7 separate regions of the Mus musculus genome follow, and all the other regions are linked to region 1. Evidence: chromatin loops called from intact Hi-C (ENCODE). Cell type or tissue: left cerebral cortex. All regions are shown on one strand.

The links. Peaks named below come from ENCODE experiments on the same cell type or tissue, not always from the same donor. Only the 100,000 strongest peaks of a DNase experiment are listed, where the experiment ranks them.
Region 2: it touches region 1 in a loop (4-fold over the local background); 15 of 42 quality-filtered maps call a loop at or near these places.
Region 3: it touches region 1 in a loop (5-fold over the local background); 6 of 42 quality-filtered maps call a loop at or near these places.
Region 4: a loop joins it to region 1, with 6 times the contacts of the local background. A loop is called at or near these places in 14 of 42 quality-filtered maps.
Region 5: it touches region 1 in a loop (4-fold over the local background); 30 of 42 quality-filtered maps call a loop at or near these places.
Region 6: it touches region 1 in a loop (2.8-fold over the local background); 5 of 42 quality-filtered maps call a loop at or near these places.
Region 7: it touches region 1 in a loop (4-fold over the local background); 30 of 42 quality-filtered maps call a loop at or near these places.

Annotation. Positions count from the first base shown.
Region 1 is chr5:117,114,226-117,118,225 of GRCm38, forward strand. It overlaps Suds3 (suppressor of defective silencing 3 homolog (S. cerevisiae)), which reads right to left and starts at 1,768. Exons shown (of 12, transcript NM_178622.5): 1 at 1,447-1,768. The coding sequence starts at 1,588. In left cerebral cortex, CTCF peaks have their summits at 557 (motif pointing left) and 2,014 (motif pointing right); DNase peaks (open chromatin) are centred at 797, 1,249, 1,489 and 2,006; H3K4me3 peaks cover 1,941 bases; H3K27ac peaks cover 1,669 bases.
Region 2 is chr5:117,305,424-117,309,423 of GRCm38, forward strand. No RefSeq gene overlaps it. Among named protein-coding and RNA genes, the nearest start is that of Gm52828, 6.2 kb to the right of the region's middle. In left cerebral cortex, CTCF peaks have their summits at 1,602 (motif pointing left) and 2,401 (motif pointing right); a DNase peak (open chromatin) is centred at 2,395.
Region 3 is chr5:117,237,060-117,241,059 of GRCm38, forward strand. All of the region lies in intron 13 of Taok3 (TAO kinase 3), which reads left to right. Among named protein-coding and RNA genes, the nearest start is that of Pebp1, 49 kb to the right of the region's middle. In left cerebral cortex, no CTCF peak of the experiment used is centred here; DNase peaks (open chromatin) are centred at 2,270, 3,408 and 3,895; H3K4me3 peaks cover 1,173 bases; H3K27ac peaks cover 1,215 bases.
Region 4 is chr5:117,492,291-117,496,290 of GRCm38, forward strand. All of the region lies in intron 1 of Ksr2 (kinase suppressor of ras 2), which reads left to right. Among named protein-coding and RNA genes, the nearest start is that of Gm42013, 10 kb to the left of the region's middle. In left cerebral cortex, CTCF peaks have their summits at 1,893 (motif pointing left) and 3,685 (motif pointing left); DNase peaks (open chromatin) are centred at 1,173, 1,857 and 2,968; H3K4me3 peaks cover 719 bases; H3K27ac peaks cover 985 bases.
Region 5 is chr5:117,273,122-117,277,121 of GRCm38, forward strand. It overlaps Taok3 (TAO kinase 3), which reads left to right. Exons shown (of 21, transcript NM_001199685.1): 21 at 552-1,980. The coding sequence ends at 713. Among named protein-coding and RNA genes, the nearest start is that of Pebp1, 12 kb to the right of the region's middle. In left cerebral cortex, a CTCF peak has its summit at 1,891; DNase peaks (open chromatin) are centred at 1,672 and 1,848; H3K27ac peaks cover 23 bases.
Region 6 is chr5:117,356,529-117,360,528 of GRCm38, forward strand. Wsb2 (WD repeat and SOCS box-containing 2) reads left to right here and starts at 777. Exons shown (of 9, transcript NM_021539.5): 1 at 777-945. The coding sequence starts at 933. Gm42012 (a long non-coding RNA gene) reads right to left here and starts at 332. Exons shown (of 2, transcript XR_878716.2): 1 at 99-332. In left cerebral cortex, a CTCF peak has its summit at 2,388 (motif pointing right); DNase peaks (open chromatin) are centred at 248, 766, 1,585, 1,917 and 1 more place; H3K4me3 peaks cover 2,741 bases; H3K27ac peaks cover 2,509 bases.
Region 7 is chr5:117,285,317-117,289,316 of GRCm38, forward strand. Pebp1 (phosphatidylethanolamine binding protein 1) reads right to left here and starts at 2,248. Exons shown (of 4, transcript NM_018858.2): 1 at 2,093-2,248; 2 at 819-928; 3 at 405-505. The coding sequence starts at 2,227. In left cerebral cortex, a CTCF peak has its summit at 2,396; DNase peaks (open chromatin) are centred at 1,823 and 2,322; H3K4me3 peaks cover 1,904 bases; H3K27ac peaks cover 815 bases.

The DNA.
Region 1 (4,000 bases):
TAGCTTGTTCTCCAACCTGTCTCCGTAAAACTGCCCCCGTAAAACTGCCCCAGTAAAACCGCCTCCTTCTTCTTCTCTGTGCTGCTCTCTTAAATACCCTTTTCCCTCTCATCTCCTGAGAGTTGATTATATCCCATTCTGTCAAATCTGCCTCTGATCCATCACCTTGCTGACACTCAATTAGACATCACTTTCAAACAGGGGTTTCCTAATACAAACTAACTTTACCTTGATTGTTTGGGATTAAAAATATATGTACTAAGGGCATGTCTGCATTCCAGCCAGAGGGATTAAAGGTGTGTGTTAAGGCTGAGCAACACCCCAAGTAAAAACAGTTTTGTTTTGTTTTGTTTTTTTCAATAAATAACACGGTCTCGGGGTTCACAGTGTGATCAAATATCCTGCGACATATAGACAGTCGTGAGCCACTCCAACCTGGACCCTCAGAAAAATCAGTGTTCTAAACTGCTTAATTTAAACTGGTCTTAAGCAAAGATCTGGATCCAATGGCCTGAGTGAAGAGGGTCAATTTTGTCTTCGCTGTACCCCCTCGTGGTCATTAAAAGAAGTGCACCTTTCACATTGAAAAATCCCTAGTTAAACCTTGATTTTGTTTTTGTTTTGTTTTGTTTTGTTTTTTAACCATAGTTAAAACAAACGCACTCAGTTCCTATAACTTGCTCTGCGTGCACTGAGGCCGGAGCAGACCCAAGTCCTCACAAAGCCGCCTCCTTTCCTTCGGTGGAAGGAACTTTCACGGAAGCCCTGTCTAGAGCCAGCTAGCTATGTTACTACGCATTTGAGAGACTTAAGATCCTGCCCGCAGTTGGGGGTAGCTTTTGGCTTTTTACAGCCCGACTCTATGCCTGAATACTGTCCACTCCGCCCATACAAAGACCTCCCCTTGCCCCTTCTGCTTCTAGCTTCTCCCCCACCTAGCCAGCTCCTTCCTCAATAATCCCTCTGGGTGTCCCTCACACCCGCCAAAAGGTAAATAAACAAGGTCCCGGATCGAGACCTGAGGCTGGAGGAGCGATCACGCAAATGCAGACTACTCGGACCTGAAAACAAATCCCAACCTCCCCTTTCGCCCACTTCGCCGTGGCAGGACACGATTCCATTGAACCCCTCCCAACCTAGGAGATGAGGACTCCAAGCTACCACGCAGGAGGTGGGTAAACAAGACAGCTTTAAGGTCACAAAGCTGGGGGCGGGGGAGAGGTGCCGGCCAAAGGAAGACTTATCGCCTGTCCCATTCCGGCTCCCCAAGCGGAGCTAGGGGCATTAAAACAGTGGGAGGAGAGAAGCTGGGAGCGAGAAAGCCAGGGCGAGCATTGCTCCGACCCGAGTGCGGAAATGAGAGACGCTGGGCTGGGGACCCCTGGCTCGCAAGAGCTCTGGCGACCTCTGACCACCCGCACCCGGGCCCCGTCCCCACACCCGCACCTTCGTCGGACTCTCGGCCCCGGCAGCTGCGCTCGTCGTCCTCGGCGCTCTCCAACTCCTCCTCGTCCTCCGGGTAGTACTCCGGGGCGGCCGGCGCTGCAGCCGGAGCCGGCGCCGGAGCCAGCAGCCCCGCGGCGCTCATGTCGCCGCCTCGGGGCCGCGGCGGAGCCGGTCCCGCGGAGATCGCGGCCGCCTGGCTGCGTCCCCGGAGCCCCGCAACCTCGCGCGGTTCCGAGCCGCGGGCACCGGGACTCCCCTCGGCTCCGAGCTCCGCCCCCCACCCCGCACCCCGGCGCCCGCGCTGGGCAACGGGGGCCTCGCGCAGCCGGCTACTTCCGGGTCGTGGGCTGCTCGGTGACAGCCTGATCAGGCCGTCCTCGAGACGGTAGGTGAGACGCCGGGGCTCCACGGTTTCTGACACGGCGGCCGCGGCGGCGTCACTGTCTTAAGAATCCGCGATCGGCCACGGCGGAAGGGGCGGAGGCGGGAGTCTCTGGAGTCAGGCATATCCAGGGGCAGCCGCGCCAGCAGTCAGGACCCCGGAGTTGGAGGTGGCACTTCTGGCAGTGGCCACCAGGCGGCGCCTGGAGTCAAAACTAAAGTGTGGATGGACTCGACCTGATGGGCGGAGGCTTTGCAGAGCCCTGGATAGGTAGCATGGTCTCTGATTCATGCAGGTGAATGGCACGAACGGTTCCCGCGGTGGGCTTGGACGCCTGGCCAGCCAGAGTGTGTGGGATACAGAAAATGTTGTGCGTGGTTGCTCCCCTGCCTTAATGGGGGCTTTATTAAAAATTATGGTAAAGGCAAGTTGTTGCCATTTCATCCACCGGTCAGGTGAAAGTGTGTCCCTAGGCCTTGCCAGTACTTTCTTTTGAGTAGATTTACTGGGTAAGCTGTTCTACCGGTTTTACAAATGATCAAAAGAGTTGTCATTCTTTCTCCTTTCAAGAAAAGAAAAAAGAAAAAACGGTGGCGTCAGTCTAGCATCCCAGATCCACAGCTGTCCACAGGATAACTTCCTTGTGCTTCCCCAAACATAATTTTTAAGGTATTTTAGCCTAAAACAGTAATTTAATAACCTGCTAATTTTTACTTGAGTAAATAGGGCATTTCCCTCCAGGAACTACATTGGCTTAAATTCAGAAGCCAACGCTGAGCAAAGTGACCTTTAGTCCCAGGACTAGGGAGGCAGAGGCAGGCTGAGTTCAAGGCCAGCCTGGTCTGCAATTCGTGTTTCAGAACAGCCATGGATACACAGAGAAACCCTGTCTTAAAAACAAAAAAAAACAAACCAAGCCATGAAACTGAATCTCTCCATGTGTTAATCTGTGTAGCCCTGTGAAACATAGTGTTACAGTTTTGCTTAGAAGAGGAGGAAGAGGAGGAAAGGGAAGAGGTGGAGGAGGAAGAGGAAGAAGGTGGAGAGGAGGAGGAGGAGGAGGAGGAATAGGAGGAATCATCTCAGCACTTGGGAGGCAGAGGCAGGTGGATTTCTGAGTTTGAGGCCAGCCTGGTCTACAGAGTGAGTTCCAGGACAGCCAGGGTTACACCGAGAAACCCTGTCTCGAAAAACAAAAAACAAAAAGAAGAAGAAGAAGGAGGAGGAGGAGAAGCAGAAGCAGTAGCAGCAGCAGCAAAAACCTATGGTCTCTGCCTAGTGGCTCACAACAATAATCCCAGGTGCTCAGAAAGACAAATGCAAGAGGACAGAGCAACATCAAGGCTTGCCTGGATTTCACAATGAGTTCAAGGCCAGCCAGTTTAATGAGACCTTGTTTGAAAGCAAAATTAAAAAGGATGGGCCATGTATGCCTGTGGCTGGGTAGGGCACTTGTTCGGCATGCTGGAGACCCTAGCTTCACTCCCTAATTGGAGAGACAGAGAAGATGTGTCCAGAGGAACCCTATTCAGTTAACTCAGATCTGCAGAAAACAGAACAAGCATTAAGGCCCGGCAGATGGGAACACAGCAGAAAGCGGGGTGGAACCCGGGGACAGTATTCTGTTTCTCACAGCCTCTGTGATCAAATGCATTTCCAAATGGGCCCCCAGAGAGACTTCTAAAAATGAGAACATTCGTTCTGGGTCGCATTTCTTTTGACATTTCCTATTTGCTACCTTGTTTTAATTAAATCTTGGCTCTCTTTGTAAGAAAGAGTTCCTCTCTGCAGAAATGCAAGAATGTCCAGAATGCAAAGCTGGGACGGCTTTTCCAGCAGCTCGGGATCTGAAGCCCCTTCTCGACAAGAGTCCTTCTTCAAGCCCAGCCTCAGCAGAGGTTCTCGGAGCTGTCTCTTCTCCAGAGGATGAGGTCAGCTTCCTGCGTGTGCTTGTTCTCTCTCTCTCTCTCTCTCTCTCTCTCTCTCTCTCTCTCTCTCTCTCTCTGTGTGTGTGTGTGTGTGTGTGTGTGTGTGTGTGTGTGTGTGTGTGTAAACTGTTGGAACACATGTAGACTATTTGTAATCCAGCACACTGTGGGATCGCAGCTCCCAATACTATTAAAGAAGCAACAAATTAACAGGCATCATTTTTTGAACTCAGAATCCATTGAT
Region 2 (4,000 bases), 190 kb after region 1:
AGTCCACTGTGGGCGGTGCTATCCCTAGGCCATGGGCCTAGGCAAAGCTAATACGCAGGCAACAGAGTTCCTTGGCCTTCTGCTTTAGTTTCCTTCCTTGGCTTCTCTCAATGATGGCCATCAAAGCATAAGCTGGAAAAAATCCATTCCGCCTCCATTTGTGACGTCATAATGGTCACCATAGCAACCAAAGAAAACTAGAACACTTTCCTTTTTGTGTGTTGTTTTTGTTTTGAAAGTGGTTAATTAGCTTGTATTGCCCTGAAATTCCTGATCCTCCTGCCTCAACCTCCCAAGAGCTGGGGGGCAGGGAGGGGGGAGGGTCGTATGATGTAACATGTCCCACTGAAACACATTTATAATTCCAGTTTAGACCTGCAAGGACTGGTTTTTGTTTCTTTGTTGTTTCCGGTGTGTTTTTTAAGCTCCTTGAAATAATTGTTGTAAGTATATCTTTTTGTTGTTGTTGTTTTTTTACTTTTTAAACAACCTTATTATGTGTGTGTCTGAAGGGGGCGCAGTCTGACCTTCTGAAGCTGGAGTTACAGGCGATAAGGAGTTACAGGCAGTTCTGAGCTGCCGGATGTGAATACAGAGAACCAAACTCCAGTCCTCTGGAAGAGCATCACCTGCTCTTAACCAGGGAAACCTGTCTTGCCAGGTGAATTTATTTTATCACAGTCTTACAAATGCTATTAAGGTGCAACCGGTATGTAGCTCTTTAGAAATTGTTAATTTGTTTTCTGATGGTTTTGCTTGTTTGTTTATTTGTTTCATTTTTTTTCCCACATGGTTTCTCAGTGTAGTTCTGGCTGGCCTGGAGCTCACTCTGTAGACCTTGAATTTAGGGTTTCACTTATCTTTGCTTCCTGAGTGGCATGGATTTTAAAGGCATGTGACACCAAACGTAACCTTTAAATTGTTATTTTGAAACGGCCTTGCAATGTAGCACAGGCTGGCCTCAAATTTGGACTCCTCCTGCTTCAGTCTCCTCCTGCCTTGGCCTCCTGAGAATCTGGAGTTACAGGGGTCACCAGCACTCCAGCCCTGATAGCTTTGACAAGTTAAATACAAGAAAGAAAGAAAGAAAGAAAGAAAGAAAGAAAGAAAGAAAGAGAGAGAGAGAGAGAGAGAGAGAGAGAGAGAGAGAAAGAGAGAAAGAGAGAAAGAGAGAGAAAGAAAGAGGAACAGAGGAAGAGAAAGAAAGAAAGGGAAGGAAAGAAAAGAAAAGAAGGAAAGGAAGAAAGAGAAAAAGGAGGGAGAGAGGGAGGAAAGGAGGGGGAGGAGAGGGAGGGGAGGGGGAGGAGGGAGGGTAGAGGGTGGGCAGTCAATACCAGAATGCTAAGCACAAGATACCAGAGAGTAAGACTGTTTCTGGGAATGGGAGACCCAACAGTAACAAGCAACAAGATGTGGTTCCGTTTCTTTGTGCACAGTGTTTATATCTTTTCAATAGTTAACCAAAGATCTATAAGACACAATAAGATGAGTGCCTGAGCTGAAGAGGTGGTTCAGCAGTTAAGAGCATTGTCTGTTCTTCTAGAGGTCCTGAGTTCAATTGCCAGCACCCATGTGGTGTCCCACAACCATCTGTAATGTTATCTGATGCCCTCTTCTGGCATGCAGGTGTACATGCAGATAAGCACTCATTTACATAAAAATAAATCTGAAAAAGGAAGGAAGAAAGAAAGAAAGAGAGGGAGGGAAGAGAAAGAGAGAGGGGAAGGAAGAAAGGAAAGAAGGGAGAGAGAAGAGAAAGAGAAGAAGAAAAAAAAAAACCCGAACAATCAAAAAACAGCCCTGCCAGATGGCTCAGCAATTAAAAGCTTGTACTGGTTCCCAGCCCCTCAACTCCCTGTAACTACCAGCTCAGAGGGATCAGACCACAGACCACACCTCTGGACTCTGTAGGCACTTATACACACACACACACACACACCACTTAAATATTAAAAAAAAAAAATTAAACAAAACCAAACTAAAAATTCGTTATTCGTTGGGGAAATACAGGACCCCAGCGATTTTGTTTTATAAACAGATGTGAGGCTGTGACAGCTTGGGAGTTTATTTCCCCTCTCTGTGCTTTCGTTTCTTCACCTGTAAAATGGGGATCAAATGAGTGGCATTTAAGATAGGTGCCGTTGTGCCCAGTAAAAGAAAATTCTACCTTCTTGCCCCTGTCGGTTTCTCTGTTACTGTAACAGAAGACACCACGGCTTATAATGTAGAAGAAGCACATTTGGCTCACAGTACTGATGCTTGACCAGTCCATGAGCATGGGTCAGCTTCCAGAGGTTTCCATTTCCTATCACACCTCTCAAAGCTGGAGGTGGAGGGAAGGGGGAGAGGAGGGCTGGGGCTGGGGCTCAGCCACTAGAGGGCGCTGCCTGACACTGCAGGAACTGCATCTGGAGCTGCAGCCATTCCAGCACAGAAGGGAGTAAGAAGATCGGAAGTTCAACGTCACCCCTACTATATAGCCAGTTCAAGCCAGCTTGAGACATATGCCCGGCAGGAAACAGGACGAATAGAGTGGGAAGGAACGCGTGCACACAGGAATAGACTCACCTCGTATCAACCTAGCCTCAAGCTGACTAACTCTACCTAGACTCTGATTAATCTAGTGACATAAGCCCCTCCTACTAAAACAACACCGGAGCCGGGCGAGGAGGCACTCGGGAGGCAGAGGCAGGCAGATTTGTGAGTTCGAGGCCAGCCTGGTCTACAAAGTGAGCAGACAGCCAGGGCTAAACAGAGAAACCCTGTCTCGAAAAACCAAAAAACCAAAAAACAAACAAACGGGAATAAAGGCTTCAGGGAACTTGGGAAGATACACCCAAACTCTAGCGTGTGCTATGAGGGATGTGGGAGCTGGGGCTAACATCAGGACGCTTCCTCTGTAGGTTCCAACTTTGTGCACCGTCACTCCCCTGAAAACAGGGTTTGCTGTTAAGAGGCTGGTCCGGTCAGCCAGATAGCTTATGGGGTTCCTAAAATCACATAAAAAAATGAATGAAAATATGAGAGTAGTATTTTTTTTAGTAATTTTTATTCTATGTACACTGGTGTTTTGACTGCACGTATATCTGTGTCAGAGGGTTAGATCCCTGAACCGGTGCTGGGAATTGAACCTGGGACCTCTGGAAGGACAGCCGGTGTTCTTAACTGTTAAGCCATCTCTCCATACACACTTTTGTTTTGGTTTTGGTGTTTTTGGTTTTTGAAGACAGGGTTTCTCTGTGTAGCCCTGGATGTCCTGGAATTCACTCTGTAGACCAGGCTGGCCTTGAACTCAGAAATCTGCCTGCCTCTGCCTCCCAAGTGCTGGGACTAAAGGCATGCGCCACCACTGCCCAGCTAATCCACCTCTTTTTTTTTGGTTTTTCGAGACAGGGTTTCTCTGTATAGCCCTAGCTCTCCTAGAACTCACTTTGTAGACCAGGCTGGCCTGGAACTCAGAAATTTGCCTGCCTCTGCCTCCGGAGTGTTGGGATTAAAGGCATGCGCCACCACGTCCGGCTAATCCACCTCTTTTAAGATTTATTTTTATGTGCATAAGAGTTTTGCTTGGTGTACATCTATGAAGGCGTCAGATGCCCTCAAACTGGAGTTATAGAGTGTGGGGAATTGAACCCTCAGCCTCTGGAAGATCAGGCAGTGCTCTTAACCACTGAGCCAACTCTCTAGCCCCAAGCATAATATGATTTTTGTTTGTCTGGTCTGGGTTTGTTTTTAGATTTCTCTGTGTGTGGTTTTGTTTTTGTTTATTTATAAGACAGGGGTCTCAGTGTAATTCTAGTTGACCTAGAACTCATTCTGTAGACCAGGCTGGTCTAGTCTAGAACTCACAGAGATCCTCCTGCCTCTGCCTCCTAAGTGTTCATATTAAATTATCTTTTAAAAGATTTTTGTCAATGTAAATGAAGAAAATACCTAATTAAAAAAAAAAATGTTGTCACCGGGCATGGTGGCGCACGCCCAGTCCTCTGTGGTTCTGGAG
Region 3 (4,000 bases), 120 kb after region 1:
CACATACATTGATAGATAAATGTCAATTTTAAAAAGAAAAAACGGTAAAAGAAAGACTTACATTATTGATTTAACTGTTGTATTTAAGTTAAAAGTTAGGGCCTGTCTTTGAACTAAGTGCTAAAGTCGTATCTTAGCTTTTTTCTCCCTGAGTCAGGGCTCACACTCAGGTGTGCACCATTAGTTGTTTAGTTGTTTTTCCTTCTTTTCTCTCTTCTTTCTTTCTTTCTTTCTTTCTTTCTTTCTTTCTTTCTTTCTTTCTTTCTTTCTTTCTTCCTTCCTTCCTTCCTTCCTTCCTTCCTTCCTTCCTTCCTTCCTTTCTTTCTTTTTTTCAAGACAGGTTTTCTCTGTGTAACCCTGGCTGTCCTGGAACTCACTCTGTAGACCAGCCTGGCCTCAAACTCAGAGATCTGCCTGCCTCTGCCTCCCGAGTGCTGGGACTAAAGATCTGCACCATCAATGCAGGACTTGTGTGCAGCATTCTTAATGAATACCTTAGTGAGTTATTTAATGTGTAGACAAAATGAAGATGACGTCAGATTTTGGCTTTCTGGATGTATTCCAGTTTCCTTACGTTTAAACACATAGGTAACATCAGTGACTTTTAATTTGATGACCAGGGCCCTAAACTTAAAATATTCATAAGTTTCCTTGTTCGGTTTGAGTTTTGTTGTCTTTTCAGGCAGAGGTTTACTATATAGTCCAGGCTGGCCCAAAACTACCCTGCTGCCTCAGCCTCCTGAGAGTTGGGATTATAGGTGTATGTCACCACAGCCAAGGTTCTAGGTTCTATTTCATAGGGCGTGCATGCATGGCTTCTGTTTTGCTTTGTGATGTGAGCACTGTGGCTTTTGGTGCCCCTGGCTGCCTCTACAAATGAAATCACCACCACTTGAAATGTTACTGCTGATGCCACCTCTCCCAGGTCCCTCTCAGTGAGCCTCTTTGGTGACTCCCTCCGAGTCACCAAAATTGTGACTCGGAGCCCCAGACCTTATGTCTCTCTTACGATGCTGGCATTTAAAAGTCCCATCCCACCATCTAGTGATTGCCATATCCAGGGATCCATCCCATAATCAGCTTCCAAACGCTGACACCATTGCATACACTAGCAAGATTTTGCTGAAAGGACCCAGATATAGCTGTGTCTTGTGAGACTATGCCGGGGCCTAGCAAACACAGAAGTGGATGCTCACAGTCAGCTAGTGGATGGGTCACACGGCCCCCAATGGAGGAGCTAGAGAAAGTACCCAAGGAGCTAAGTGGAACTGCAACCCTATAGGTGGAACAACAATATGAACTAACCAGTACCCCGGAGCTCTTGTCTCTAGCTGCATATGTATCAAAAGATGGCCTAATCAGCCATCACTGGAAAGAGAGGCCCATTGGACTTACAAACTTTATATGCCCCAGTACAGGGGAACGCCAGGGCCAAAAAGGGGGAGTGGGAGGGTAGGGGATGGGGGGGTGAGTATGGGGGACTTTTGGGATAGCATTGGAAATGTAAACGAGGAAAATACCTAATTAAAAAAATAAATTAAAAAAAAAAAGTCCCATCCCTTTCTGAACCTGTCATGTAAGTGAGTCCGATTTTAGACATGGTAGTAGTAATTAATTAGTAAACACCTGACAATCAGAGGAAGGCCCAGTGAGGACCGCATGCCCGCCGCAGGGTCCCAGTCACGTGCTAAGCTCCTTTCCCTGTGCCACAAGGTCAGCTTTCCTGAGAAGTAATGCAGAAAACTTTAAAATGATCCTTTAAGCGTTTTTCAAAATACATATACTAAAGGGTGTTGTTGTTGTTGTTTAAAATTATTGGGAGAGGGAGAGACAGGCTCTCACTATGAGACCCACAACAATCTCGAACTTGCAACCTCTCTGACCTCCTTAGTGCTTCAGAGTGCAGGCATGTGTTTAGGGGGATGGTTATAGTCTTGCCCAGCTTGAGAATTGCATTGCTTTTCATTTCTTCATTATTATCTCGCATGCATACATGATGGAGGGCCACACACGTGCCACGGCACCCACAGTGTGCTTTTCCAGGTAGCCCATCTTTCTGGTCCAAGAAATGCATGTTTACCCCTAGCAATGTCTGGTCCCAGCTTGTGCAGTGGCAGCAATACTCCCTGCCTATGTCACCCACCCCCGGCCACCATGGAAGATAGCTCGTAGTCGCAGTGACTCAGGAATCAGATGTTCCATTTTATTTCATTTTAATTTGTTTAAGTTAAAATAGCCAGGGTTGGCTAGTAGCCAGCTCACCAGCCAGCACAGCTGTAAGCCTTCCCCTGAATCTGATGGCACAAAACCTACAACAAGTTTATTACAGAGCTCTCAGGCCTGCAAGATGGCTCCTGGGGAAAGGGGGCCTGCCACCAAGCCAGAGTTAGATCCCTGAAACCCACATGGTGCAGACGCTAAAGTTGTCTTCTGACCTCCACATGTGCGAGAGCATGCGAGCGCACTCGCGAGTACACACACACACACACACACACACACACACACACGCAAATGTGATTTTAAAATGTAAAGATCTTTTTCATTCTTTGAACTTCAATATAGAAATGGAAAGTCTAGACACAGGTGTGAAGACACACCTCCCTCCATATCAAAACACTTAGATTTACAAAAGGAAACAGCGTTGTGATGGATGTAATCTCGGATGGCGGCTTTCACATCAAAACCTGGTTATAATGTTTCATTTCCCTCAAAAAATCAACACATTTTGATATTTTTTAATTTATAGATAAATGATATAATTTTGTATTTTCTGAATCTCTTTGGCCCTTGTTTTATAATGAAAGGGCAATTATATGTTTGGGGGGGGGTTGTTGTTTTTTTTTTTTTTAATTTTCAGGTACTCCTGGAGAAAATGCAAACAAATGGTTTCTCCTAAAACCCTGGGGGATAAAAAATTGATTTCTCCTTCCCCATCTGAGCATGTGCTATTTAAAAATCCCCCACCACTGAACATGGTTTTGAGCTACAAATTGCCAGAGTATTGGTGGGGGTGGGAGTTGGGGAGGGGGCATTGTGTTAATTTTCTGAAGGGTTGGCACTGCCGACACAGTGACCATCTCGTTCTGTACAGAGGGGGCATGGCCCTCTAAAAACATCGTTCCTTTAGAAGGCGTCTCAGCTGCATTTAAGGAACACGCATCATCATCCATCCAGGGCATGTTATTTTTTTTCCCACGGGGCGTTTGAATGTTATTAATCATCTTTGGTCATCAAGAAAGCACAGGACTCGATTAAATCAGTCAAGGACATTAAATCCCAGCCTCGCTCAGTCTGCTGGCATACCGACACTGAGTTGAGGAACCATTTGCCCAAGTATCATTTGGTTTGGAATTGTACGCCTGTCTCTTTAAATCTAAAAAAAAAAAAAAAAATCCTTTCAGAAGCTGTAGAGAGAAGGTGCTAGAACTGTGTACGATCATGACTGGAAAGCAGGATCCCTCAGTGACTGCCGAATCTTCCCAGCACAAGACAGAGAGGCGGCTCGCCACAAGCTTCCCCTGATCCCCCCACCCCACCCCCCCAGAAGAAGGATGACCCCACCGACCAGCTCACAAATCCAATTCAATTGACAACGCAGCTCTTTCAAGGGAATGAGGCGGAGGCTCGCTTTTATGTTAAAAGCCACCAGCATCCTCCCCGCCAGACATGGACATGACATTTTTAAAGGAATTATCTGGTCACCGCGTTTTAAGCAGACGGCTCTGAGGCGTCCGTCCGCGCCAGTCTCTCTCCTCTTCCTCTTTGCTTTTGCATATATGTAATTCCGGAGGTAAAGGGGGGAAGAAGCCTGCCGGGGAGTCAGAAGGCATCCTACTAGCGATCAGCTGACACTCCTAACTGAAGGCTGCAATGTGTCGCTTATTCGTTTTATACCGTGGGAGCTGCGGGGACTAGCAGAGAGCTGAACTATGCATTTCAAACAGCGGTGCTTGTTCAGAAAGAGGGGTGAGAGAGAGGCAGCCGGCGAGGAAAGAGCGCA
Region 4 (4,000 bases), 380 kb after region 1:
TTCAAACTCATGAATGCACGACTCTATATTACATTATAAGCATAACCATATTATGGCATCAGGCTGTTATAACATAAACGTTAATATTATAATAACATTGATGCTGGGGAATGTAGCTCAGTGGGTAGAGCACTTGCCTGGCCTGCATGAAGCCCTGGGTTCCATCCCCAGCACAGCACAAATGACATGAGGCGTTGCCACATCTGTATGTCTAAGCATACAGGAGGATCCAGAGTTCAGCATCACCCTCGGCTACATAGTGAGTTTGAGGCCAGCCTGGGCTACACAAGACCTGTCTCCAAAACATATAAAGAGTGTAATAATGTTCCTGGAAGAAATACCGGGGAACTGAGTGTCTATACTGTGAACCTTTGGCTCTTTGTAATGTTCCTTAACAGTAAGAGGAAAGATAGAGACAAAGTTGGCGCTGGAGATATGGCTTTGTGGTTAAGGGCAGATTGCCTGTATCCAATTCCCAGAATTTATATTGACCTGTTTACCTCTAGCTCCAGAGCTCTCTTCTGGACTCCATGGGGTGGGGTGGGAGGGAGGGAGAGAGAGAGAGAGAGAGAGAGAGAGAGAGAGAGAGAGAGAGAGAGAGAGAGGATGGAGGAGAGGGAGAGGGAGAGAAAGAGAGATGGCTGTCAGCTATCCTCAGCACAAATCAGTGGGCAATGGGATGTTCTACATCCCTTGACTGCCCCTGACTGACTGCACCCTGGGGTCCCCCATGCCTTGGGCTCCAGTCAGGGCAGAAGACCCAGGGTTCTCCTCAGCAAGGACCTCGCCTCTAGATGCAATAGACCCGGTTGTTTGAAACCTTCTCAGTCAGACAGTTCTCTCTCCTGTCAGCTGGCCCCTCGTGCAGGGGTGTTATGACAATGGTCGCCCTGGCAACCGCAGGATGGCCTTAGGCTTCTGGGTGCAGTGATTTCATTACCCAGGCGGGTTTGACAGCCTTAGAGCCTTGGCTACACGGCCAGGGATCCCGCCAGTCCTGCCCAGGCTGTACTTTGAGAAAGAACTCAGGGTTTTATTTCTGGAGGTCTGGTGGCCATTTCCAGCGATGTGCGTTTTGTCTAAATGCCAGGGAACACGGGCAGAAAACCCGCACCGGCTGATGGGGGTGTGGTGGTGGGGAGGTGTAACCATGGAAACCAGTAAACAAGATCATCCGTGATAAGGACGTGGGGGTGTGCGTGCGTAACTGGGTGGGCCTAATTTGGAAGGGAGAGCTCTGCAGGGTGGGAGGGTCACATCGCTGCTAGGATTGCCTCCAGATGATAGGAGCGACAAGTGCAAAGTCAGATCCTGTGGTTTCAGGCAGTTCGAGGCTGCAGGAATGGACTGTTCAAGGGCTGCCTGCATGCTAGCTGTATGACGTTGTCCCACACGTACCTCGGGGCGTGAAATGAGCCCCACATGTACCTCGGGGCGTGAAATCGGGGCGTGAAATGAGCCCCAGCCCAGGCTGGCTGGGAAGTTCACACAGGCTTGGAGGATCCAGGGCAACCCCTCTTCAGTGTTCCCCGCACCCTCCCTATTTTTCCAGACGCCTCTTTTTTTTTTAGCGAGATGTGACATGGCTTTGAGCAGGACCAAACCAAACGCCTGTGTATTTCCTACAGGTCTCTGTAGTTCGTCTTAGTTTAGGTACCGAGTGAAAAGTTTCCTGCTTAGGGATTTGAGACGCGGTTATTTTTAGAGCTGTCACATGTCTTGACTTTTAATTTTTTTTTTTTTTTTTTGGTGTGTGTGTTTATGCTGCTAAATTTACCATCGTGCTAATGCGGAATACAGTAATAAGGTGCGGGGGATGCTTGGTTTGGAGTCTGGGCCTGCAGACAATTTCCATTTGCTGTGTGAGGTGCCAGGCTTCCCTCTGGTGTGCAGATGGAGAATTGCACCCTAGGCTCCCTGCCTTGCTTGGAACTGCACCTGTGACCCTTGCAGGGCCTCAGAGAGTGTGCACCCTTGGACCAGCCTTGCTGTAATTTGAAGGTGGACCCTTTAAACTAATTTTTCCACATTAGCTCTGCGAGGACTTGAATTGAGGATGACCTAAAATTCAACTAGGCCACCAGGTAGGACGAGGCCACGGGGCGGGGCGAAGCCACCAAAGGTGTTTACCATGTGACTGTTTCAGTGGAGAAGCAAGGAGAGGACCCCAGAGAGAACATTAGATGTCCCAAGATCAGATCCTGGCCCTGCTTTGGTTGTGTGACTTTAGCGTGGGAGTCTAGCACCCCGGCCTTCATTTCCTCCTTTCTAATACACTTCCCATAATGTGACCCCTACATCAGCATGCCAACACATTCAAAAGAAGAAACATATAAGGAACCATTTAAAAATATAATTTAGCCGGGCAGTGGTGGTGCATGCCTTTGATCCCAGCACTTGGGAGGCAAAAGCAGGCGGATTTCTGAATTCGAGGCCAGCCTGGTCTACAGAGTGAGTTCCAGGACAGCCAGGGCTACACAGAGAAACCCTGTCTTGGAAAACCAATATATATATACTTTAGTGACGTTGAAGGATTTAATTATTATTACAGTGTTTTTCTATTGGTTACGTGGCTCAAAGCAAGGACCTCCTATACGCTGGCCATATGCTCTGCCACTGAGTTACACTTCGAATGCGAAAGGACTTAAAATTAGGAGCTGATGTTCACCCCAAGGGGACCTTACTGCTTTGCACACCCTCTACGGGGAAGATTTTTGTGCGGAGATTTCTGTGGGCAGTACTTCCGTAAAATACAACAAAAATGGCTCAGGAGAAAAGGAAACGGCCAGAGTAAGGCTGGCCTAGAAAACGGTCGGACTCGGCGGATACTTAAGGACTCTTGCCAGAGAGCTATGTGCCCCTAAATGCTCTCATCCCTGGGCTTCTCTGAAGGGAGCATCCAGGGGTGTGGTCTAAGAAGCTTTGCGCTTAAAACCAGCTCCCAGAACTGTGTGAGAAGGAAGGAGGAGGGGCCTTGCTGGCCTTAGCAAGCCCAACACTTGCGCTGTTACTGTTTTGTGCTAGTGGATTGTTGCTGGGTAAGAAGCCAGCGCTCGGCTGCCCGGGCTGACCCTTGGCTGTCCTCCCTTGGCTCTGACCACATGGCCTCTGACACGGTGGTTTGTGTTTGCAGTGTTGTCTTCCCACAGATGGATGGGGGTGATCAGCTCAGTTTTCTCCTTTCAGCCCACAGAATGGTACCCATATATTTAATTATGTGTGGGTCTCCCCACGGTGATTATTCTCATCTAGAAACCATGGGATTTCTGAAGCCTGTTAGCTTGTCTGCCAGGATGGAGAATCCCATGCTCAGTGAGTTAGACTTGGGTACTCGGGTTCAAGACTTGGGTGAAATTTGTTGGCCTTGAGCCTTGATGACCTTGGGCCAATGACGTAACTCTTCCGGGCTTCAGTATTTTTTTTTTTCATAAAGTGTGGAAGGTTTAAATAAATGATTGCTGGAAGGTGTCCATCAAAGGACCATAACTGACAGCCATGAGAGTGCCGTGTGTGACCGTAGTCTTGGGGAAGCAAGATTTTTAGGTAAATTTATTGTCATTAAACTGGGGCTGGAGAGATGGCCCAAGAGTTAAGGAAACTCACTGCATCTCAGTTCCCAGTGTCCGCATGTGGCTGCTTACAACCACCTGTAACTCCAGCTCCAGGAGATCTTATGCCCTCTTCTGGCTGCTTGAGGCTTCTGGATATAATGGATGCAGGCAAGCACATACATATAAATAAAATACATTAATACATCGAAAGAAGAAACTGACACTATCAAACCAGGCATCACTACACACATCTGTAATCCCCAAATTCAGGAGGCTGAAGCAGGAGGGTCAAGAGTTTAAGTCCAGCCAGGCAGTGGTGGCGCATGCCTTTAATCTCAGCACTTGGGAGGCAGAGGCAGGCAGATTTCTGAGTTCGAGGTCAGCCTGGTCTACAGAGTGAGTTCCAGGACAGCCAGGACTACACAGAGAAACCCTGTCTGGAAAAACCA
Region 5 (4,000 bases), 160 kb after region 1:
TATACACACAAAGCATCTTGGGGCCGGGGAGATGGCTCAGCAGGCACATGGCTTGCTGTCAGTGCATGAGGACCTCCTTTCAGATCTCTAGTCCCCACATGAAAGCTAGCGTAGAGCTGGACAGGATGTGGATAGCACACCCTGTAGCCCTAAGTACAGGGAAGTGGAGACAGGAGGATCCCAGGGGACTCTCTGGATAGCCAGTCTAGCTGAAACCCAAGATCCAAGTTCAGTAGCACCCTGTCTCAGAACACAGGGCGAATACGGACTGAGGAGGACAGCAGTGTGGCTCTCAGGGCTCCATGCACTTGCATACGCGCGCAGGCGTGTGTGTGTGTGTGTGTGTGTGTGTGTGTGTGGGGTGTGGTGTGTGGTGTGTGTGGTGTGTGTGTGTGTGGTGTGTGTGTGGTGTGTGTGTGTGTGTGTGTGTGTGTGTGTGTGTGTGTGTGTGTGTGTGTGTGTGTGTGTGGTGTGTGTAGGGGGTGGAGGGGGGATTCCTCGTGGCTGTGGGCCGGGCATCAGCACTGAGAGCCACTTGTGTGCTTGTGCAGATTGAAGAGGAGCTGGCTGCCCTGCAGAAGGAACGCAGTGAGAGGATCAAGACTCTCCTGGAGAGACAAGAGCGAGAGACCGAGACTTTTGACATGGAGAGCCTCAGAATGGGCTTTGGGAATTTGGTGACATTAGATTTTCCTAAGGAGGACTATAGATGAGATTAAATTTTTTTGCCATTTACAAAAAAAAAATGAAAAAAAGAAAACAAAAAAATTCAGACCCTGCGAAACTACATTCCCCATCTTAACGGGCGCTGCTCTCTCTCTCTCTCTCTCTCTCTCTCTCTCTCTCTCTCTTTCTTTCTCTCTTCCTCCCTCTCTCTCCTCCCCCTTATCTCCCTCCCTCTCTCTGCCCCTCTCTCTCCCTCCCTGCCTCCTCCCTCTCTCTACCCCTCCCTCTCTCTCTCCCCTCACCTCTCTCTCTCCCTCTCTCTCTCTCCCTGACACCGTGTCGCACTAGTGCCTGTTGATTCTTACTCCATCAGGGGCCCTTTCCTCCCCCCCATGTCAACTTTCAGTGCTGGCCGAGACCCGGCCGCCCCTGCCGTCCACCACCTGCATTGCGGTGCCGGCGACGACGCGGTTCCGGATGTCCTGCTGAAAACCTTGGAGGTGGTTTTAGGGTCTGTCAACCAACAAACGGCGATGGAACACAGATGGATGTTGCTTTGAGCAATCCCTCGTTGTCACCAACCAGTGAAAGTAAAGCAAAAAAAAGAGAAAATACCTAAAGAAACCTAAATAAACAATACATGCCAAGGGGGAGAGAGACACAAAATCCGCAGCCTTACACCTTAACCAGCTGCTGCATAACTTTATTTTATTTTATTTTTTTGGTATTTATTCATCAGGAATTAAAAAAAAAACAAAGTTTTATTAAAGATTGAAAATTTGATACATTTTACAGGAACTAATTGTGATGTACATACGAAGTGGTAACATATTATTACTATTTTGGGGCCGGGGTGGGTGGGAGGGGTGAAGAGATCTTGTGGTTTTTAAGAACCTGCCGGCAAGAGTTTGCCTTGCCGTCAGCCTGGTCTACTGTATCCCAGCATCCTCTGCGGTTGCAGATGGTGCGAGGACACTTAAAGGAGCTCACAGAATCCCAGTAGCACAAAATTGGGCTTTGGCAAATCATGTATTTTGTGTATAGAGGGAATCTAAGGAGAGGAATTGCTTATTTTCATATTGTATTTTAACTGTTTCTCTGATCAGAATTTTTTTACTTCCTCCTCCTGTTCCTCCCCTGCCCCCCACGCCCACTCCCCACTCCAGTCTCTGGAGTTCAATGTCTTCTCTGCCAATCATCTCTGTTTATTTCTCCTTCCCTTCCCCACGCCCCCTATCTGTGGTCATAAATATTGCATTATCCATCCTTTCAAACTGTGTATTTTCTTACAATAAAAAATGATGACGAGAAAAAGGCTCCGCTCCTTTTGCATGCACTTAAAAAAAGAAAACATTTTTCAGGTCCCAAGGAAGAGCATGATTAACTGTCAGGGCTTTTAATTATATTTGTAAATAAAAGTGTTCGTCACATCGCCTGGCTGTGTTCTTGTAGCAGGATTTCCCTTCCAGGTCCCTCTGGGGATGACTCTGGGGGCTGGCTGGGCCCTCCTGGATCCCTGCTCAGGGCCTTGGCTGCTGCTCCTCCCAGAAGGATGCTGAGGGAAAAGCCCAGTCTTCCAGTTTCTTCTCCTGGACCGAGATGGAGGAGCGCTGTTTGATGTGCTCCGAGAGACGGGCCCAGCCTGGGTGCCCCTAGCCGTAGAAGCAGGAGCCACACACACCCTGCAGAGGCTCCCGTGGTCTCAGGCAAGAGGACTGGAGCCCACGAAGGAAAGCAGGCCATGGAAGAAGCATGGGCCACTCCCACTGGAAGCTGTCCTGGGATAGCCCAGACTCCATCCCTTCCTGGTTCCTCTCACTGGAAGTAACTATAGAGAAAAATTGCACTTCCGGGATATGGTTTTAGGGTCAGGACAATCTCATACCTGTAACCTTAGCTCTGCCAGCCAGGCATATTGAAAATTGGATCTTGCTTTTTTTTTTTTTTTTTTTTTTGTCATTATTGTCTCTTTCTTTTTCTCTCCTTCTTTCTTCTCTGGGTTTTGTTTTCCTTCCCCTCTGCCCCGCTCCCCAGAACTCACAATATAGACCAGGCTAGCCTCCAACTCACAGAAATTCTTCTACCTCCACCCCACCCCAACCTCCCCCAAAGGACTGGGATTAAAGGCCGGTGTCCGTCACACCTAGCGCAGTTTTGTGTTTTCCTACTGACCTGAGAGCTGGGCCGCTTCGACCTGCTTAGCCAGGCTGAGGTCACATGAAGTCATGCTAATAAGTAAGCTCTCTGTCACTGAGTGGGCCCCAGCCCCCATCACTGCTTTTTGAATTCGGACCTGAGGACCATCCTTGGATCCTGTGGAAGGGTGAGTTACCAAATACAAACGTAACCCGTCGGTCTCACTGTGACAAACTGACGACATACTAAATCCAACTACGATAAAATTACAAGTAGTTATTACCGTGGGTTAACTCCTCCATAGAGCCTATGGTAACAGCCGCCCAACCTCCCAGGCCACTGAGCCCCTTTATCTCTTTGGTCAGCATATTGAAAGTAACATTGGAGGAGCCAGGAGTGGTGGCACAGAGCCTTTAATCCCAGAGCTAGGGAGAACGAGATCTCGGTGAGTTCGAAGCCAGCCTGGTCTACAGAGAAACCCTGTTTCGAAAAACCAAAGAAACCAACTGTGATAGGGATGCTAAACTATTAGCTCTCCACAACTGACAGCTTCTGGGGAGAGGGGGATGTGGCATGGGAAGTACTCAGTTACATTTAAGGGGGGGTGGAGGTCACAAGGGTGAAGTGACTGACACGGACGGACTGGGACGTGAATGTGATCGGGGTGCATTATGTGAAATTCCCAGAGAATCAATAAAAATATTACCTTGAAGAAAAAGAATTTATTCTAAACCCAGGCAGTGGTGGTACACACCTCTAATTTCAGCACTCGGGAGATGGCAGAGGCAGAGGCAGGAGGCAGGAGGCAGGAGGCAGGAGGCAGAGGCAGAGGCAGAGGCAGAGGCAGAGGCAGAGGCAGAGGCAGAGGCAGAGGCAGGCAGATCTCTGAGTTTGAGGCCAGCCTGGTCTACAGCGTGAGTTCCAAGACAGCCAGGGCTACACTGAGAAACCCTGTCTTGAAAGAAAAAAAAAAAAAATCTTTAAACCCATGAGGCAATAGATACCATGTATATAATCCCCTTCTCCTCAGCCTCTCTGTGAGGGGTGTAAGGGGGAGCTAGCTGCTGGGAGGATGGGATGTGTGTCCTGCACCAAAGGCCTGGCACAGTCTCCCACACCTTTGTGTAGTTGTGTGGGAAGGGAACTGGGATGGCCTAGAGAGACAGCAGAAGTACCTGTGAGTGCAGGAGCACGGCTC
Region 6 (4,000 bases), 240 kb after region 1:
GGTGGTGACAGGACACTACCAGGGGATTACAGAGCCCATGAGAAAGTCCAAAGCCAAGGAACAACTACAGGAACTACTTAAAACCCCTTTTCTCCTACCCTGGCTCCAAGTTAAATCCACCCGACACAAACAGGACCAGGACCCGAGGCACTAGCATCTGAGGACACGAAGAGGGAAATCTCGGGGTGTGTGGGGGTTAACCTTGACCTCCTCTCCCCTTAGTTCCTCCCCCTTGGCTTTCCCAGCATCCCTCCCGCTGGGGCCGTTGTCAAGGCCAGCATTTCAGCTCCCGCTGGGATCCCCAGTTCCCTGCCCCCCAGCCAGCATCATGACCCGGGCAGCTTCCCTGAGCCTCGAGCGAGCGAGCAGTCCCTTAGGTTTCTCCACGACACCCCCAGCCCTTGCCCGCCCCACCCCCATCTCTACTCGCTCCAATTTTAGGTTTCCACTTTGGATGCTCTCGGAGACCCCCAACCCCATCCTGCCCGGGGCTCCCCTGCCCCCTTCTCTGTCTGCTCTGCCCAGTGTTCCCCCCCACCTCGGGTCCCCTTAGCCCCGCTTCCTCCGGGCTCCGCGTCCCTTTAGTCCGGCGTTCCCTCCCCCCCCCCGCTCCCCGCCCCCCGCCTCCCGCCTCCGTCCCCACAGCTCGGCGTCCCCCTCGAAGCTCCGCGTCCCGCGCCCGCCGCCCACTCCGCCTCCGCCCCCGCATCCCCAGCGTTTCCCCTGCGAGCTCTCCGCCCCGGCCCCGGCCCCGCCCCCGCCGGCCGCCATGTGACGGGAAGCAGCTGATGGCCTCTGCGGGCGGCAGCGGCGGCGGCATTGGCGGCGGTGGTGGCGGCGGCGGGCGCGGCCGCGGCGGGGCGGGCGCGGAATGAAGGCCCACGGCCCTGGGGGCTGAGGCGCCCGCCGCCTGGGGCGGGCCGCGCGTCCTCATGGAGGCCGGAGGTGAGTGCGGCCGCGGCGGGGCGGCGACCGAGGCGGGGAGGGCAGCTTTGTTTCACTTTCGCTGTCAGCTGCGGCAGCCGGCCTCCTGCCACCGCGGGGACCGGCCGCCGTCCCTGAGCGAGCCCACTGGACTGGGATGGCTCCAGAGTCCCCGGGTCGCCTGCGCCATGGCCGGGCTTCTGGCCTCAGCGCCCATCGCGGCTCGGTAGTAGCTGCGGCCGCTGGGTGGGTGCCTGGGAACGGGGTGGGGCCCCGGACACTGCCCCGGGGTGACACGTAGGTCCCGACACCCTAGTGGGTGAGGTCCACAGCTGTCACCACGAAAGCTCAAAGTGAGAGCACGGGATGAACTTGCTGGCCGCCTGGAAAAGCGCAGAGATGCTAGGGATGGCTAGACCTGCAGCCCCTCGGGGCTTCTCCCTGGAGGGCTCTTGTCCCAGCGTCCTGATCACGGAATAGTAGCGTGGGTTGGGGACCTGGGGGAGGGGGCTGTCGCCACACTCCAGGGTCCCCAAATACCGGAGCTGAAAGACAGATTCCGTAGGGGGATTTTAAGAGTCAAGGCCTAGGGCTCAGACTTGTTCCGGTGAAGTTGAAGCTTCACCCAGGTCTGGAGGACTCGGATGCACCAGAGGGCTGGCAGGGCCGGATGGGGTTGTTGGAAAGGCAGGTGTTCCCTGGGGTGGTGTCCCCTTTGCATTTAGGAAATGACATTTCTTTGTTTGCAGGAGCCAGGCTTTCAGGGAAAGGTGTCGCGGCAGCTCCTCTCCCGGGTTTCCATCTAGATTAAAACCTTTCAGTATCTTCCCTATAGAATTCTGTTTAAATGGCCCCTACTGTTTTCTTCTGTGACTCTTTTTATAGCTTCCGTTTTCGTTTCCATTGATGCCTCAAAGTTGTATCTCAAAGCAATCTGTGACCAGACCACCTCCCCCCCCCCACACACACACTTTTTTTTTAAACCGGAATCTTTTCCAGTGCAGAGTTTTTCCCTAGTGATTGACGTCTGTGTGGTAGGCGGTGGGCAGAGCTGTTGGGAGCTACCAAGCTACTGTTAAAAAGGCCAGACACTAGGCCAGAGTTTTACTCTCTTTTCAAACTGAATAATGTCTATTGTAAAAGGATTACAGTAGAAAACAGTAGAACGGTGGTTACAATTAATTTATTCATTCAACAAATATTTATTATCTGGTATGTGCCGGGCACCCTCTGGGTCCTTGCTGGCCCAGAGTAATATAATAGCAATATGTAATTTAAACGTAGACACATTAAAAAAAGGCAACAGTTGAAATTAAAAAGGATAACGTATCTAAAATATTTCAAGTTTAATTTATGCCATGAAACAAAAATTATAGGAATGTTTTGGAGACGGAAGAATTTTTCTGTGTGGGCGTTTTAACTGCCAGTTTGTCTGCACCACGTGCTGCGTGCAGTGCCTGAGGGGGCCAGAAGAGGGCGTCGGAGCCTTTGTACCAAGTTACAAAGAGTTGTGAGCCTCCAGGTGGTTCTGGGGATGGAACAGCAAAGCGGCTCCTATGCAGCTGTAACAGCTGAGCCATCGTTACCGCTAAGGCTTTACAGTGTGGTGTGTGCTTTATAATTTTTAAAAACTATTCTTAGATTTACTTTTTTATATTTTATGTGTGTGTTTTGCCTGCATGGATGTCTGCACAATGCATGCACCTGGTGCCTGCAGAGGCCAGAAGAAGGCATCAGATCCCTCGAAACAGGAGTTACAGACAATTGTGAGCTACCATTTGGGTACTGGAAATCCAGCGCAGGTTCCTCTGCTAGAGTAACGAGTGCTTTTAACTGCTGAGCCATCTCTCCAGTTCCATGTATTATATTCTTAAAGATTGATTTGTTTATTTCATGCATGTGAGTACACTCTAGCTGTCTTCAGACACACCAGAAGAGGACATCCAATCCCATTACAGATGGTTGTGAGCCACCATGTGGGTGGGTGCTGGGAATTGAACTCAGGACCTCCGGAAGAGCAGTCAGTGCTCTTAACCACTGAGCCATCTCTCCAGCCCCGTATTATAGTCTTAATAGACTTCCACAGTTCAGGGGTTCAGTAACTGCTTATGGCTGGTGACTAGTGACAGACAGGCAAGGTGGTTTGAGGAGGAAATAGACCCCAGATGCATGCTAACCACAAACTCAACCCAGAATTCCCTAGTGTAAAGAAAGCTAAATGACTAAAGCTAAAGGACAGCGACTTAGTCACCCTGCTGAGTTAGCAATGTCACCAAGAAGGTGACATGGACACAGAGCGCTGATTATTATGATGGAGCAGCCAGTCAAAACTCTCCAAGCTGGCCTGGAGAGACCAGAGTTCAGCCATTAAAAGCTAGGCTCACAGCCAAAAAATATGAGAGTTTGGTTCCCAGCACCCACGGCTGGGCAGTCTCTCCAGCCACCAAAACCAACCAACCATCCAAACAAATCTCTCCAAGCTGACAGCTCAGCCTAGCAATGCAAAGATCCCTCGGCAGGAGGAAGGATTACCAAGCTTGCTGCCAGCCATGCTCCTGCCTCCACCTCTGTTAAAGGGGCTTTCCTTGTGTGGAAGAGGCTTTGATAATCCTCCTCCCGTTCTGCCTGTTGTACACATCCCTTGTTTAGTTGGGAAACCTGGAAGGGTTAGGGAAATGTCGGTCAAAGGTTACAGAATCTCCTTTAGCTAGGACAGTGACTACAGTTAATAACAGTTAGGTACTTGGAAACTGCTGACAGGTTTTTAAGAGAGTCCTCCCCGAGAAAAATGCGGAGAATGTGAAGGGGTGCGTACGCTCATTAGCTTAATTGAGCCCTCCTCTCCCTGTATGTTGGCTTTCCCACTTATCCGTACGTCACGTGGTGTCCAGAAAGTATGCGGGGCGTATTAATTTACCAAAGTCCTGACCCAGCCGCGGCGGGCCATGCAGGTACTGTCTCAGATGAAGCTGGATCCTCCCAGTTCTGCTTGGTTTGTTTGGAAGTGCTGTACGAATTACAGTTTTGTTTTCCAGTTGCCAAGTTTAGTTTGGGCCCAGACTCCAGGAGACTGGTG
Region 7 (4,000 bases), 170 kb after region 1:
GGCTCAGAGAGCCCACAGAGCCCCCAGCAGCCCACTGCAAGCCTCCTGCAGCCCTTCCTGCCCTCTGTGCCCAGGACACTTGCCAGCCTGGCGACAGAGACCTTGTCTAGTATGAGGCCCTGGCTTTGATATTTCAAATCCACCACAAATCATTTACAGACCTAGCTCTCTCCGAGTCCCAGAAGTGGTTCTACAGAGGGCCTACCCAATCAGAACCAAAGTTCTGGCACCCACATCCTACAGGCTGACTGTCCCAGAAAAGACTTGCCTGAGGGGAAAAACAAGCAGGATTCTGCCGTCCTTACAGTAAGGCTTGGAAAGAACCCAGTGGTAGCCACCCCCGCCCTGCCTCATTCTCCCCCCCATCCCCCCCCCCCACACACACACACACAGCCTTTACTTACCTGTGCCACTGGGAGGCCCGGAGCCCACATAATCTGAGAGGACAGTGCCACTGCTAATGTCATTACCCTTCATGTTGACCACCAGGAAGTGGTGCCACTCCCTGCGGAGACAGAACACGAGGGGCTGTGAGCACCAGACACCTAGGACATTCTCAAGCTGGGCAATAACAGGCAGATGATACACTGGGAAGCCACAAGCAAGCATGAGGGCCTCACACCAAGAGACCCTGTTCCGGGGGGAGGGGGGCTGAGGTTGTGGCTCAGGGGGTCTCAGCCTGTGCTGCACGAGGCCCAGGACTTTCTCCCCACCACTACAAAATGACTGTAACCCCAGGAGGTCCACGCATCCCTGTCCAGCAGGGACTTCCGTGTCCGGATGATAGATAGCCTCTCCCCATCTTTTCCCCAACTGGCCTGAATTTGGGATCCTTCCTGCTGGGAGCATCGGGGTCTGTGAGGACCAGGGTGTAGAGTTTCCCAGGATCAAGGCCGTCCCATGAAATGCTGCTGGGCCTGTTCATAACCTGTAGGAAGGAACCAGTGTGGGGGTAAAAATCTAGAAATGCTCTCAAAACTCAACACTCTGCCACCTTATATTCCCAAAAGGTAAAACATGAGGGTTATTATTTTTATTCCTTTCTTTTACTACCGAGACAAAAAAAAAAATAGTTTATAGCAGTTTCACCCATGCAGATTAGTGGTAATTCCTAAGTATGGCCGCTACTAAAAGCCTGAAGCTTGGAGCTGGAGAGAATGCTGGGTTCCAAGAACTCTTGCAAAGGGTAGACATTTCCTGGCACTCCTGTGGGGGGGGGGTGGGGGGGTGCAACTCCAGCTCCAGGGGACCTGATGCCTCTTCTGACCTCCACAGCTCCCTGCTCTCTCACACACACAGCCACACACTCGCACATAATTAAAAACACAAAACCAATCTTAAAGAGCCAGGAGTCTAAAAAAAAATTTTAATTAAACAAAACAAAACCAGATGTGGTGCACGCCTTTAATCCCAGCACTGGAGAGGCAGAAGCAGGCAGATCTCTGTGAGTTCAAGGCCCGCCAGGGCCACAACTGAGTGAGACCCTACATGTAACACACACACCAAGCCAGCCTCGACAAACACTTGCCCACGTTATTAACAGAAAGTGGTGAGACAAGGAAGTCCGACGGTGGCAACGGGTCCTCCTCCACAACCTCACTGAGGGTCCCGAGCTACCTAACGCCTTTAAATATGGTGGCCAACGGTCCGCTTGGGGCCAGCTGAGGAGTAATCCGCCCTCGGAAAACGAGAGCGGCCAAGGACACGTACAAAGTTTGGGACAAGGGAGACCGGCCAGGGCTCCGAATGGAAACCTTCCAAGTCACCATCTCAAACCCTGCGCTCTAAATATATAAAGAGAACGGTTAGACCCAGTTTCTCTGAGCTTGGAACCGCTCTTGAGCGTCAGCATCCCACCCCCACCGCCACCCCCAGGAGCAACACAGGTTAATGAGAAAGCGCTGGCCCCGGAATCATTAATAAAGTGCGGGCTGCTCCCTGAGGAGGTGATTGCAAGCTCGGGACATTAGAAGGTTACAGAAGAGGCTTTCGGCTGTCGGGTGACGCTCCCGTCCGGTATACAAAGGCTGAGCTCGAGGCCTGCTCCGCCCCGCTGTCCCCCGGTCTCCCCGGCGGCGGGCCCACACCGTACCTGGGTGGGCGTTAGCACTTTGCCCAGCTCGTCCACCGTCACCCCGGCGTAGTCGACCCGCAGGGCGTGCTGGGGCGGCTCGTCCACCTCCTGCAAGCACAAGGGCCCGGCCCACTGGCTGATGTCGGCGGCCATGGCGATGGAGAGTTGGAAGGCACGCGCACGCCGAGTCCCGAGCGCTGTTAACGTAAAGCGCTTGCGCAGTTGACTGCCGCCCCGGGACCAACCGCAGGTCGGGTCACGCCCCTTCGCTCTCTGATTGGCTGAGCCGGAGCTGGGCGGTCCGAGCGCCAGGGTCACTGCGAAACTTCGCGGGTTGTGCCTGCAGGCCAGTGCGTGCATGGCTGTGGTGCAGATTAATGTTGCGGCTTCTCCTTTGCATTTGAAGGACTCTCTGCCCCATTTCGCAGTTCCCGGAGATAAGGCCATGCTTTCTCCCTAGCACTTCTTCAAACGAGCCAGGTTTCTTCCCTGCGTTATCTTTTGTTGTTGTTTTAAAAGTTCTTTAAATGCCAACGAAATTCAACCTCCCGGGAATCAATCAGTGTGTTGGTTGGGCTTAACCGCGGAGTGCAGGTGACTCCATAGCAGCAGTTCTGCAAGTTCTGCACAGATGATGGCCTTCCATCGCCGCCTAAATGCCCACACCGGAAACTCTCATCATTTAACCTTCCAAATGTTGTGCCTGTAAATTTGGGCAGAATTGCACGCACATGGTTGAGAGGAATGGCTGGATCTTGGTTGAGGCTTCAATGACAACTCTGCCTCCTAAGAGTGAATGTTGATAGACTACAAGCCCCATCTTCACGGTGCCTTCAAGTAGCAACTGCTGAGATCCTGAAGGGCTGGAACAAGACCTTTTACAGACAGTGTGACTTTACAAGACAAAGTGGAATTCAGGTTGCCAGTCGTTAGCTTCAGAATGTGGGTATCTCCTGGGGGGTTCCCAGATCATCCTAGGGGTCCTGAAAGAGATATTGAAAGTGTGATTGACAGGACCAGACTGAGGGTAAGCAAAGCTGGACCGGCCATCGCCAACTTTGCAGTTAGATACCAGCAGCCTCCCAAGACTGGAAGTAGTCAGAAATGTATGAAACTAGGTTTTTACAGTGTGGTAGCTAATAGAATACTCTACCCTTCAGGGACGATATGATCCCGGATTTGTTTGTTTGCTGGTTTGGGGTGTTGTTGTTATTGTTATTGTTGAGACAGGGTTTCTCTGTAGGCTTGGCTGTCCTGGAATTCGCTCTGTTGACCAGGCTGGTCTCCAACTCAGAGCTCTGTCTGCCTCTGCATCCTGAGTGCAGGGGTTAAAGACCTGTGCCACCACACCCAGCTCTCACTGATTTTTTTCACTTATTTATTAATTATATGTGGGGGGTTGGGGGAAGATACTGGACATGCCTGCAACAGGTCCAAGTATAGAGGTCAGAGAAAAAATGTGAGAGTCCACGTCTCCTTCTGTTGTACCACGTGGTGCCAGGGATGGACCTCAGGACTCTTGTAAGCTCCAGGAAACCCACTCAGATCTACATCTCATGGATCAAATGGACTCCATCCAGAAAGTACCCCTGTCAATCAATAGCCGAAGTTCCCCACCTGTTGAGTATTCTAAAGGGTGGGATTCCTCCCCAGGTCCCTAATTTTGGGATTCCCCTCCCCTAGCCACCAAGAACATGGGCCTAAGTGTTTCAAACTTCGAACCTCTATAACTTTGTTTTCCCAGGTATTTGTTACAGGGTTGAGAATCTGACTAAAACAAAAATACTGGGGGCTGCTGAGATGGCTCAGCAGGTAAGAGCACTGATTGCTCTTCTAAAGGTCCTGAGTTCAACCGCCCATGATGAGATCTGACGACCTCTTCTGGTGCATCTGAAGACAACTACAGCGTACTTATGTATAATAATA